Regions from separate parts of the Homo sapiens genome. Here region 2 is linked to region 1. A link is a loop called in an ENCODE intact Hi-C map of the cell type or tissue named here. Cell type or tissue: dorsolateral prefrontal cortex. All regions are shown on one strand. Links, peaks and the distances in the headings refer to the core of each region. The heading gives the core; the rest is flanking DNA.

Region 1 (5,521 bases), core at 846-4,845:
AACTTTCTCCCCTTTTCTCACTCCTGAGTAAAGAGGTGGCTCTAGACAGAAGAGTGCCAAGGTTCTTTGTTCATAAACCTTAGTTTTCTTATCTGCAGAATACGGATTTAAAAACCTAATCTTAATGAGGATTAGATTATGTTTGTTTCAGAGTGAGAGCATATAATCTAGAGCTCTGCCTCTTACCACTTGAGTGACCTTGGCCAACTTACTTCACTTCTTTGAACCTTTGTTCTACTCATTTGTAAAATGGGGCTAACATAGTTATCTGGCTTATGTAGGTTTGCAGCTACCACTGGTATAATTTTCCCTTTTACACAGCGCTACATGTTCTCAGATTAGCAAAAATATTATATGGAAGGGGACTCAAAATCTTTTCTCTGAATGAGTCCCTTCTTACTGCATCTGCTTTCCTAGGGAAACAAAATTACACAGTTCCATCTCTGTTTGTGTCTAGGGTACAGCAGTCATTCGTGGCAAAGGATAGAAATTGCCCCATGAAACCTCCAATTATTCATGAATAACTGGACAGTTGAAATTTCTGCCCCCTCCAGAATGTTAAAAAACCAGTTCATAAAACATAGTCTTCTAGATGCTACATAAACAATGAATTCCTATAGAAAACTCTTCTAATAATGAAAAACAACTTGTTTGTAATTACAAATAAATGATTGTGCATGTTAACTAATTAAAAACTATTTACCAAACTATACTTTTAAAGTATAATCTTCCTTAAAGCAGAGCAAAAGCAAGCTAATATAAGAAGCAGAAAAAAGTGGTATACAGAAAAAAGAAAAATAGCAAGAAATTTAAATTGCTGATCACTTTTTCTCTATCATTAACAACTTATTTCCTTAACCAATAATAAAGTTAAATTGAGAAAGAAGGGGAGACAATTTGTAAAGCTGATTTTTTGCTTTACTTATTAGTTTTTCAGGTATAGTTATATTGTATCCATTTTCGTAATAGCTCTCAATTGTCTCCTTTGTAAATTAATGATTTACTAAGTAGATGGCTGCCCTCTTATTAGAGACCTAGAATTCAAAATTATGTTAAAGTGCCAAATTATGCACACAACCACTTTTATTATTAAAGAGGATTTATTTAAAAAGGTATACATTTAAAACTCATCCCAATGACAGTAGTATGAATATTCTGATACCAGAAAGATTCCCTCTAGAATACATAATATCAAAAGTTGTCTTTAATTTGGTATATATGTGGTTCAGTGCTATTCATTGAACTTTCTATGTATGTGGGGCAAAATATTACATCCACAACACAGAACCAAACGTGGTGATGACACTGTTGTGACACTGTTGCATGCTGACACAAAACCTCACAGCATCTAGTCCAAATCTTTGCTTCACTATTTTTATTTTATTTGAATTAACTGAAACCCAGAAAACAATATAATACATTTCCTTGGGACGTATACTCACTATGCGTCTATCTCTTCAACTCAATGGGATTTCAAATGGAGAGAAAGCAATTTACCACAACATCCACAAGTTTTTGTCAACATTATAGACAAAGGATCAGACTTTGGAGCCCAATTGCCAGGGTTCAAATCCTGCTTCCACCAGATAATAGCTGTGTAACCTTGGGTAAGTCACTTCTTTGTGCCTTAATTTGCTCCTAAAATGATGACAGTAAAACCACATCTCTCATAGGGTTCTTATGAGGAGCAAATGAGTTACTGCTTGTATAGAAGTTGTAATGCAGTATACATTACTAATAGAATTGGCAATAATAGGAAGTGTACTAAGAATCTTTTTATCGCTCCATCTTTTGTCAGTAATGAAAAATTTTTTAAAAGTCTGAGAAATTTCAAGTCAACAGGTATTCATAAAACACCTACTATGCCTGGTGCCTTGGGAACATAGAATAAATTGGGAAGTTACAGTCTATTTTGAATTTGGAATAAATGGAAAACACAGAGCAAAGTTCAATGGAACATGCAACAACAAAAATGCTAGAGTGCCACATAATTTACCTAAGTAAAGCTAACAGCAAAATCAAGTACTCTAAGATTTATATTAATAAAAACGCAACTAACAATTGGTAATGTATTTATTTTCAGATCTACACAGAAGTTGCTAAATACAATGCTGTACATCAACAGAAGTTCTGCAGAAATAGTAAAATTTTCCTTTATCTCCACCTGGGAAGTCTGAAAACATCATAGGGCTTGTGACTGGGGCCTAATAACCCCGAGGACAACGTGGTGGGCTGAGCGAATACCTCAATGTGCGAGAGAACGAAAAGCTCGAACCACGACCGTGCCTAGGGACCAGGCTTTTCCTGTGGCCGATGCGGGGCAGATGCAGACCCAGAGGCCACCCTTGCGCGCGATCTCCAACCCGACGGTGCGGCTCCTCTCGGACCTGGAGCTGTGGGGAGAAGGCAGCCTTTTAGTGAGGAGCCGCCGCGTGGCGGGACGCAAGGAAAACCACCCGAGCCGCTGAACAGTATTCCGCGACTGCACTCCAGGGCACCGGGACCGCCAGGGTGAGGAGGGACTCTGCGTTCTGCAAAGCTAGCGGTTCCCACTCCACCTCCCACTATCTCAGCGATGGGCACGCGAGCGCCAGCCCGGGCGACCGCGGGGGAAGAAGCGGTCCACGCCACCTCAGGCCCCCGCCCCAGGCTCTGCCAGCTGGGGGTCCACCGCCCGCCCCCGGGGTCCCGGGCCTGCGCGTCACTTCCGGCGCGCGCGCCCGCCTGCGAAGATACAGTCGGGCCAGGGCCTGGCCTGGGCGCGCGGCTGCCCGGGGGCGCGCAGAGAGGGCGGACCGCGCGAAGGGGGAGTGTCTGCCCGCCGCCGCCACTGCTGCTGCCACCGCCGTCGCCGCCGCCGCCGCCGCCGCCGCTGCTGCTGCCGGTGCTAAGGAGTTCGCTGGAGCCCTTTCCTCAGACCCGGCCCGGTCTTCGCGCCCGGACTCCTGGCGCCAGCGCTAGGCGCACTCACCGCTCTGACGGGTGCAGACGCGGGAGTTGTCCCAGACTGTGGAGTGGCGGGCACGGCCCCAGCCCCCCTTCCCTTCCCTGACCCCTTCTTGCCATCGCCCCAGACATGGGGAACGCGGCGACCGCCAAGAAAGGCAGCGAGGTGGAGAGCGGTGAGTTGAAGGCCGGGTCTGGGTATCCGCTGGGCGGGCCGGCGCGGGGCACCGAGCGCCCTCCGGGTCGCAGCTTCTGAGGCCGCGGGCACGGGCCAGGCCTAGCAGCGGCCGCCGGGAGTCGTTCTGGGGGGCCGGGAGACCAGCTGCCTTTCTCCTCCATTCCGACCCCCCAGCTCCGCGTTGAGAGCTGAACGCGAAGGGCCGGATGTGGGGATCCTGGGAAGAGCGTTCCCTGGGATTCCCTTTCTCACTCTAGCGAGGAGGACTTGCACACGTTCTGGAACACTTCCCCAAATATGGTCCGAGGAAAGAAGTCCCTAGTGCCATCCCACCCCTGCTTTCCCCCCTCGCCGACTCTTTGGGAGCTACAGGTAGTGCTGTGGGTAAGGTTGGCTCTTCTCCCTCCATCACTTGGGTCCGACCCAACCTTATCACAAGGCGGGGGCTGCTAGTCTGGCTCTACGCAAGTGAGGCTAATCCTGAGTGGACAACCCTGCCTTAGAGATCCTTCATCTCTTCAGATTAGGAATGGAAAACATAATGAGACCCAACAGCAACTTTATCCATTAGAGAAAAAAGCCAGGCAGGTTTGCCTTTTCTCTAGACATTCAAGGATCTGCTACCAATGCCTGTAAAACTTAAAGGTCATTCGGAGTTGAAGTGCTTCCAGAACACGGTTAATTTCTTCTGAGAGCGGAAGGTGCGGGTACTCCACACTTTACATCAAACAGTAAAAAATCATGAAAATGGAATTTCTGTATGGCGATAAGGTGTGTGTGTGTCTGTGTGTTTGTGTGTGCATGTATACACATGCATATATATGTGTGTATATATGTGTCAGAATGGTTGTGAAATAAAAGTTGGTTTGCCTTTGTAAAGTTCATATATTTTTATAATTCAGAATGTCCAAATAACAGATGGTATTTGTTATATCACCAGGAGTGAATGACATGTTAGCACTTAAAGTGGGCCTGGTGATTTTAGTTTGTGTAAATATTACTTGTAATGTTTTCATGGTTGTAACATAAGAATTAGGCTAATTTTATAACTTTGCATGAAGAAAATAGCTTTTTTCTGTATTAATAAAGTAGAATTCATTTAGAAGGATTTAGTCATTCATTTTGTTTAACATAAATATATCAGATTATGTGGTTTATGTTTCATCAGTAAGGTTTTGGTATTCATTTTCAGGAGCTTCAGAAAAGTTTGATGAGCTATTATATAAGCCAAGAACACACAGCATGTTATACGGAGATTTAAAGAAGCCAATGTAGAGGTAGAATGTATGTTATTTTATTATTATTTTTTGAGATGGAGTTTCGTTCTTGTCGCCCAGGCTGGAGTGCAATGGTGCAATCTTGGCTCACTGCAACCTCTGCCTCCCAGGTTCAAGGGATTCTCCTGCCTCAGCCTCCTGAGTAGCTGGGATTACAGGTGCCCACCACCACACCCGGCTAATTTTTGTATTTTTAGTAGAGACAGAGTTTCACCATGTTGGTCAGGCTGGTCTCGAACTCCTGACCTCAGGTAATCCACCCACCTCGGCCTCCCAAAGTGCTGGGATTACAGGCGTGAGCTACCGTGCGTGACCTATGTTGTCTTTTTAAAATTGCACAAATATAGTAACTAACTGTGCAGGAAGTATAAAGAATGCAAAAAGTATAAAGAATTATTTTTACCTGATATGTTGTCATTTTTTGTGTTAATTTAAAGCTCTATTAACTTAAAACATGCTAATTGTGTTACAAAAGAGTGTGCTTGGAGAATGATTATATTAGTAGTTTTCATTAGCAAGTGCTGACCTGTATAATGTTTATATTTTGGATAATGATAATAGACTCTTCTGTGACCTGTATATTTTTTATTAAGTTACCAAAACAATTCTCCCTTAGTATTAATTTGCAACTCATAGCTGTGAAATAACCTTGGAATATTTACTGAAAACAGAATGGAAACTTTAAATGTTTATCTGAACATATTTAAATTATTTCTATGGATAAATTCTTTTCTATGTTTTAAGTGTTAATGACAATCTAGTTCTTAAGTATGTTAGTCAGCTTTTTGTGTAACTTTATTTATGGAAACTGAAGGTCATTATAGTAGTTTAAAAAGCTGTTGTGAAGTGACCAAAAAAAATAGCATGTTATGTGTCATAGGGAAAATTATTTGAAATGTCACGTGTTGATTAATGTTTGTAATTTCATTTGGAGCAGTGTTATCAGGTATATGTTGCTGTTCTGTAGTGAACAAAGAAATTGTATTTTAAACTTAATGAAAGAACTCATCATTACGTACCTAAATGTTCTGTGTATTTTTTAAAGAATTATTCTTGAAAATTTGTTTTTCAAAACTTTTAGAAATATATGATGTTAGAGATCAGCCTGTACAATCATTCC
Region 2 (5,010 bases), core at 437-4,436, 170 kb before region 1:
GCCATACTTACACAAAGACACACTGAAAGTATTTAAGGAATCCTTCAGAAAAAAGGAAGCAAATGATGAAATAGCTTACAAACTGTGTAACAGGTGCTCAATAAACATTTCTTAAATGAATAAGTAAATAAATAAATAAATGAAATGGAACACAATACATTAATTCCCCTCCAAAGACATAAACCCTGGAAGATATGAAGTAGTAGCACATTTCTTTAGAGAATAATGTATAAACAAAGACCATTCCTCTAAAAGCTTCATCTATTGGTTCTTTATTCCTCATGCATTTTGCCGTAAGTGTTTAAGGCCAGTTTTAAAATATCCACATTATCAGGGAAGTTAACATATTAAATACATTGCTGACGGTAAAAAGGGCTCACAATTGTGTTCACTGCATTATTGAGCTGGTTCCTTTAGTGGAACCCTAGGACAGTGGAGCACGAGGCAAATAGAAATATGAGAGACAAGTGTTCAGAAAAGTCCTGGACTGGAGGCAGCATCAGGAAGGGGTTTTCCAACTGAATCTAGGCAAACAGCAATCCCACACTGGACATTTGGGGATGAAAGAAAAATCACAGACACAATATTGCACATTTGGAATTGAAGAACAAACGAAAGAAGAGCCAAAGGAAGAGAGAGAGAATGTAAAAAGAAATACAGACAGAAGGAGAGAAAAGGAAGCAGAAACGGAAGGAGATGGAACAGCTGGTTGGCTGCTCTCCTAAGTAGTTCCTATGCATCATAAGCCCTGACTTAAGTACTCACCCGTGATGAAAATGGGAGGGAACAAAACTCCAACTATTTCACAATTATGTAACTTACAGATACATTCAAGTCAAATGCCTAGGGATATACATACTTTTTGAAAAATATATAATAAGTGATAGTATAAAACAAAGTGGGTGAAGGAAGTAGAGAGGCAGAAATTGAATGAGAGAGAATATATTGGCTTAAGAGACACATAATCATCAGATCAGCCATGAGGCACATTTTACAAAACCCAGGCAAAAATCTGGCACCTAACAAAAACGATGAAATATAGAATAGATCCTTAATCCAGCCCTTTCGTTTTCTATTTGCAGATCTTGAAAGGGCTTAATTAAGGGATGTGCCCGAGTCTGGTTAGGGAAGGAAGTGGGATGGAATCCAGGTCTCCTCACACACAACAGGGTTCATTTGGCCCAAGGACCTTTTACTGAGTTTAATAATTTCAGTTCCATAATTCTTTATATAACATCTAAATTAGAAGAAATTGACTTACTGGGTTGTTGAATTAATTTGTAGTGGTTGGAGGGTTTAAGATTATATGTAACTTGCTTTTCTCTTTTCTTATTTTGGTACTCTTCTTTTTCATTTTCGTCAGATTCTGAAGAGCTGCTGCTACTATCATAACTGCTGTCACTGCTGCAGTACTTTGGTCTTTTCATTATCTCAGTACTCTCAGGCATAGAACACAGAGGCTAAAAAAGATGGAAATGTGTTATTTTGTTAGAATTCTTAAAAAAGGTTTATTGATATGATTAGTTACTATTTTTAATTTCCCCCTATGCTTGCTGCTTTTTACTGAAGGTTGAGAATCCCCCCAAATACTATTGCTGCCATGCTGCTTAGCCTACAGTGCTATGCATTGATTGTTGTTTCTGCAAAATATTCTTTCTTAAATGATATAGTCATGATGAGGAATATGTTGTTCCTACATGATTGGAATAAAGGGCCAGAGTATCCATAAACAAAGAATAACAAAATAAAGGGAAAATATTTGAGATAAAAATATAAAAATAAGAAATATAATCAGCTTTTTTCATTCCATAAGAGATTACTCATCAAGACTCAGAGATCTACCTTTGTCTTATCATTAACGTTCAGAGTTACTCAATAAATGTGTATGCATGTGCACGTGCAAGTGCATCTGTGTGTGTATGTGTGTGGTGTGTGTGTGTCTGTGTTTGTGTGTGTGAGGGGGTGGGAGGAGAAAGAGAGACAAAAAGGATAAAGAGAATAAGAATACTAAAACATTGCCTGTGAGCCTATCCATTCAGACAATGTGCAGGAAGAAGTTAGGTATCCCTTACAAGACTAACTGGCTGTGGATATTTATAAAAATAAAATTTTTAGTTAACTGTCCATTTTCCAAACTGCTCAAGAACAACTGATGTCTTTTCTCAGAGTATTCCTAACTCTGGCACGTAGCTTCTGGCCATAATAGAGTGACATAACTTTTCATTGCCCATGCTACATTTTAAAAATTAATAATATAATATGAAGATCAGTATGGGTAAATTTTCATGGAGGAAGGATAAATTTCTCTAATAGAGAATGGAAGATCTGTAAAGACTGAAAATGCCATGCTGTTACGTGTTACCATCCCTATTAGAATCACTTGTTTCTAGTCCTCCCAATCAATGTGTTTCCAATGATGCCAGCTGAAGGAATGGAAGGAAAGGGACGTGGGACAGCTTCACATCAGAAAGAATGTGCATAACCAAGAACAAGACAGTTTTATAACTCAGTCATTCTAAGAGACTATTTATTACACACACCATATGCCTCCTATTCCTGATGGGAGAGGTTCCTTCAGTTGTATACTAGTTGCTTGTTTTCTGTTAAATCAAACAAAAATGTTTTGATGTTAGCATACACTATAATGAAATCCTTGGATAGCATGGGGATTTCACTGAAAGAAGGTATACCCTCTAGTGTAACAGTGTAGAATAAAAATAAAGACAGAAATAGCATTTCATGAAGTGCCTGGAATACAGAGTGAGCCAAAAAGCATGATCTTCTTAAATTTACAGTCTTTGCAAAGGATGAAAAATAACCAAAGCAGGAAAGTAGTTTAATTCACTAAGGTACCAACTTGTGTTTAAAAGCATGTGCTCCTTCTGATGGTCTAATATTTACTAAGTACTGACAATGTTCAAAGAGATATGCATAAAAACATTTACCAGTAACACAATCATCAAACATTTTGACAATCTTGGGGAATATGAATTCTAGAGGAAGGTTGTTTCCTCAGAAGTTTAGCATACCCAGAAGAAAGAGTGGCACAATCAGGCTTGCTAGTAGTGCCTTCCTTCATGTAGCAAACAGCTTTAAGTGTTCTTAAAGAGCTTGACTACATAATGAGTTATTCGACCCTATAAAGAATCACAAGGGGAAACGTACAGCTGAGCCTTTGTGTCTTATATGCACTTGGGACTTTTTGACCAACACACTGTTCAAGCAATAATTAACTAGCAGTCACAGCAACATAAACTCTAAATAGTGTCTTAACTACAAAATGGAATTTGTAAACTGGCATTGAGTTATGGCACAACCATACTACTTATTTTTTATGTCCAATTTTATTATGAAGTAGGCTATATATAAAAAATGTATAAATATATGAAGAATAAACACCCACATGCCTATCACCCAGCTTAATAAAAAGAACATTGCTAATATTTTACTGCAATTACTTTTGCACCAACCTAATACTTCATGTGATATTTATTATTTATGTAGCTAATGTTTCTTAGATTCTCAAATTGGTGGAAAGCTATTATTTCTCCTACTACAAGTACCAGTTTTATTTAACTTTGATTATCTCCAATTATTCTTCTACCAGTAAAGACACTGGAAATCAATGTTGGGTGTGTGATACCATCCCTCTAAAAAGGAACGGCTGTTTTGAAGTTTTGCTCACTTTGAACCCTTGGTAAACAACATAAAATTAAAAGTTATAAAGATTCTTCTACTTCAGACTGATTATGCAGACTTCAACAACTTTGAAATATAGCTGGCTTTAACAACTACAGGAAATATCTAGTTCATTTCAACAAATACATTGTTAGTTTCCACTACTTGCCTAGAATGAAAGGGACTGAACAAATCAGACAAAGTGAATTCTTCTTCCTCCCAAGAGGTTATAGTTTTGTTTGGATGACAAGCCTTATATAAATGAAACCCAGGAAAATATAAGACAATATAAAGCTGTCTCAAGGCTTCTGCATTTGCCATTCTGCCAGAAACATTGTGCCTCCAGGATATCTCATGTCTGGTTTGCTGAATAGCAATAATTAATATACAAAGCTTAGAAACTTCCCAGTGTTTCCCAAAGTGATGCCATGACTCATGCAAGTATTCACTTTTACAGATACTCTAAAATATATTTCTTCCAAAGGAAGTATCAATGACATATTCTACAATGCCTCAATATAGAGCACATAATTCAGAACAGTCTCTGATATCCAAGATCTCCACCAGATAAGTATCTTATCTCTTAACCAGGCTCACCTGTATCATTTCACTATCCAAGAACCTTCCACTTGAGTCATACCAAACTTTTCATGTTTCTACAACATCCTATACAGTATCATAACTCCATATCTTTGCCTTTAATGTTCCGTCTACCCTAAATGTTCTTCCACCTCTCTCTCTCTTTTTTTTTTTTTTTTTTTTTTTTTGTGAGACAGAGTCTTGCTCTGTCGCCAAGCCAGAGTGCAGTGGCGCGATCTTGGCTCATTGCAACCTCTGCCTCCCACGTTCAAGCAATTCTCCTGCTTCAGCCTCCCGAGTAGCTGGGACTACAGGCGCATGCCACCACACCCAGCTAATTTTTGTATTTTTAGTAGAGACGGGGTTTCACCATGTTGGCCAGGATTGTCTCAATCTCTTGACCTCGTGATCCGCCTGCCTTGGCCTCCCAAAGTGCTGGGATTAGAGGCGTGAGCCACCGTGCTCTGCCTCTTCCACCTCTCTTAATGCTTAGAGCACTACTCATTTTTCAAGATCCAGTTCTAATAGCACTACCTTTCTGAAGCCATCCACATGCTACCAATCCCTTTCTTCTCTATGGGGCTGTAGCACTTTACACTCCCTTTATTATAGTACTTGCCACATTACTCCCTGGTTTTTTATTTACCTGTCTGCTCTTCTACTAGCCAATGAGGTTCTTATGCATATATTTAACAAATTGAACTAATGGATTTTGAGAACCTACTGTGTGTCACACACTGGCTAGGTTCTAAG

The links. Hi-C counts contacts between places; a loop is a spot of excess contacts. Peaks named below come from ENCODE experiments on the same cell type or tissue, not always from the same donor. Only the 100,000 strongest peaks of a DNase experiment are listed, where the experiment ranks them.
Region 2: a loop joins it to region 1, with 2.9 times the contacts of the local background. A loop is called at or near these places in 2 of 110 quality-filtered maps.

Annotation. Positions count from the first base shown.
Region 1 is chr1:84,075,250-84,080,770 of GRCh38, forward strand. It overlaps a transcript of PRKACB not described here. Among named protein-coding and RNA genes, the nearest start is that of PRKACB, 66 kb to the right of the region's middle. RefSeq lists enhancers at 2,400-2,925, 3,081-3,130 and silencers at 2,501-2,890, 3,191-3,270. In dorsolateral prefrontal cortex, for the core only: CTCF peaks have their summits at 2,554 and 2,754; DNase peaks (open chromatin) are centred at 2,412, 2,742 and 3,462; H3K4me3 peaks cover 3,767 bases; H3K27ac peaks cover 2,449 bases.
Region 2 is chr1:83,909,904-83,914,913 of GRCh38, forward strand. It overlaps TTLL7 (tubulin tyrosine ligase like 7), which reads right to left. Exons shown (of 21, transcript NM_024686.6): 15 at 1,262-1,460. Among named protein-coding and RNA genes, the nearest start is that of LINC01725, 51 kb to the left of the region's middle. In dorsolateral prefrontal cortex, for the core only: no CTCF peak of the experiment used is centred there; no DNase peak of the experiment used is centred there; H3K4me3 peaks cover 397 bases; H3K27ac peaks cover 2,824 bases.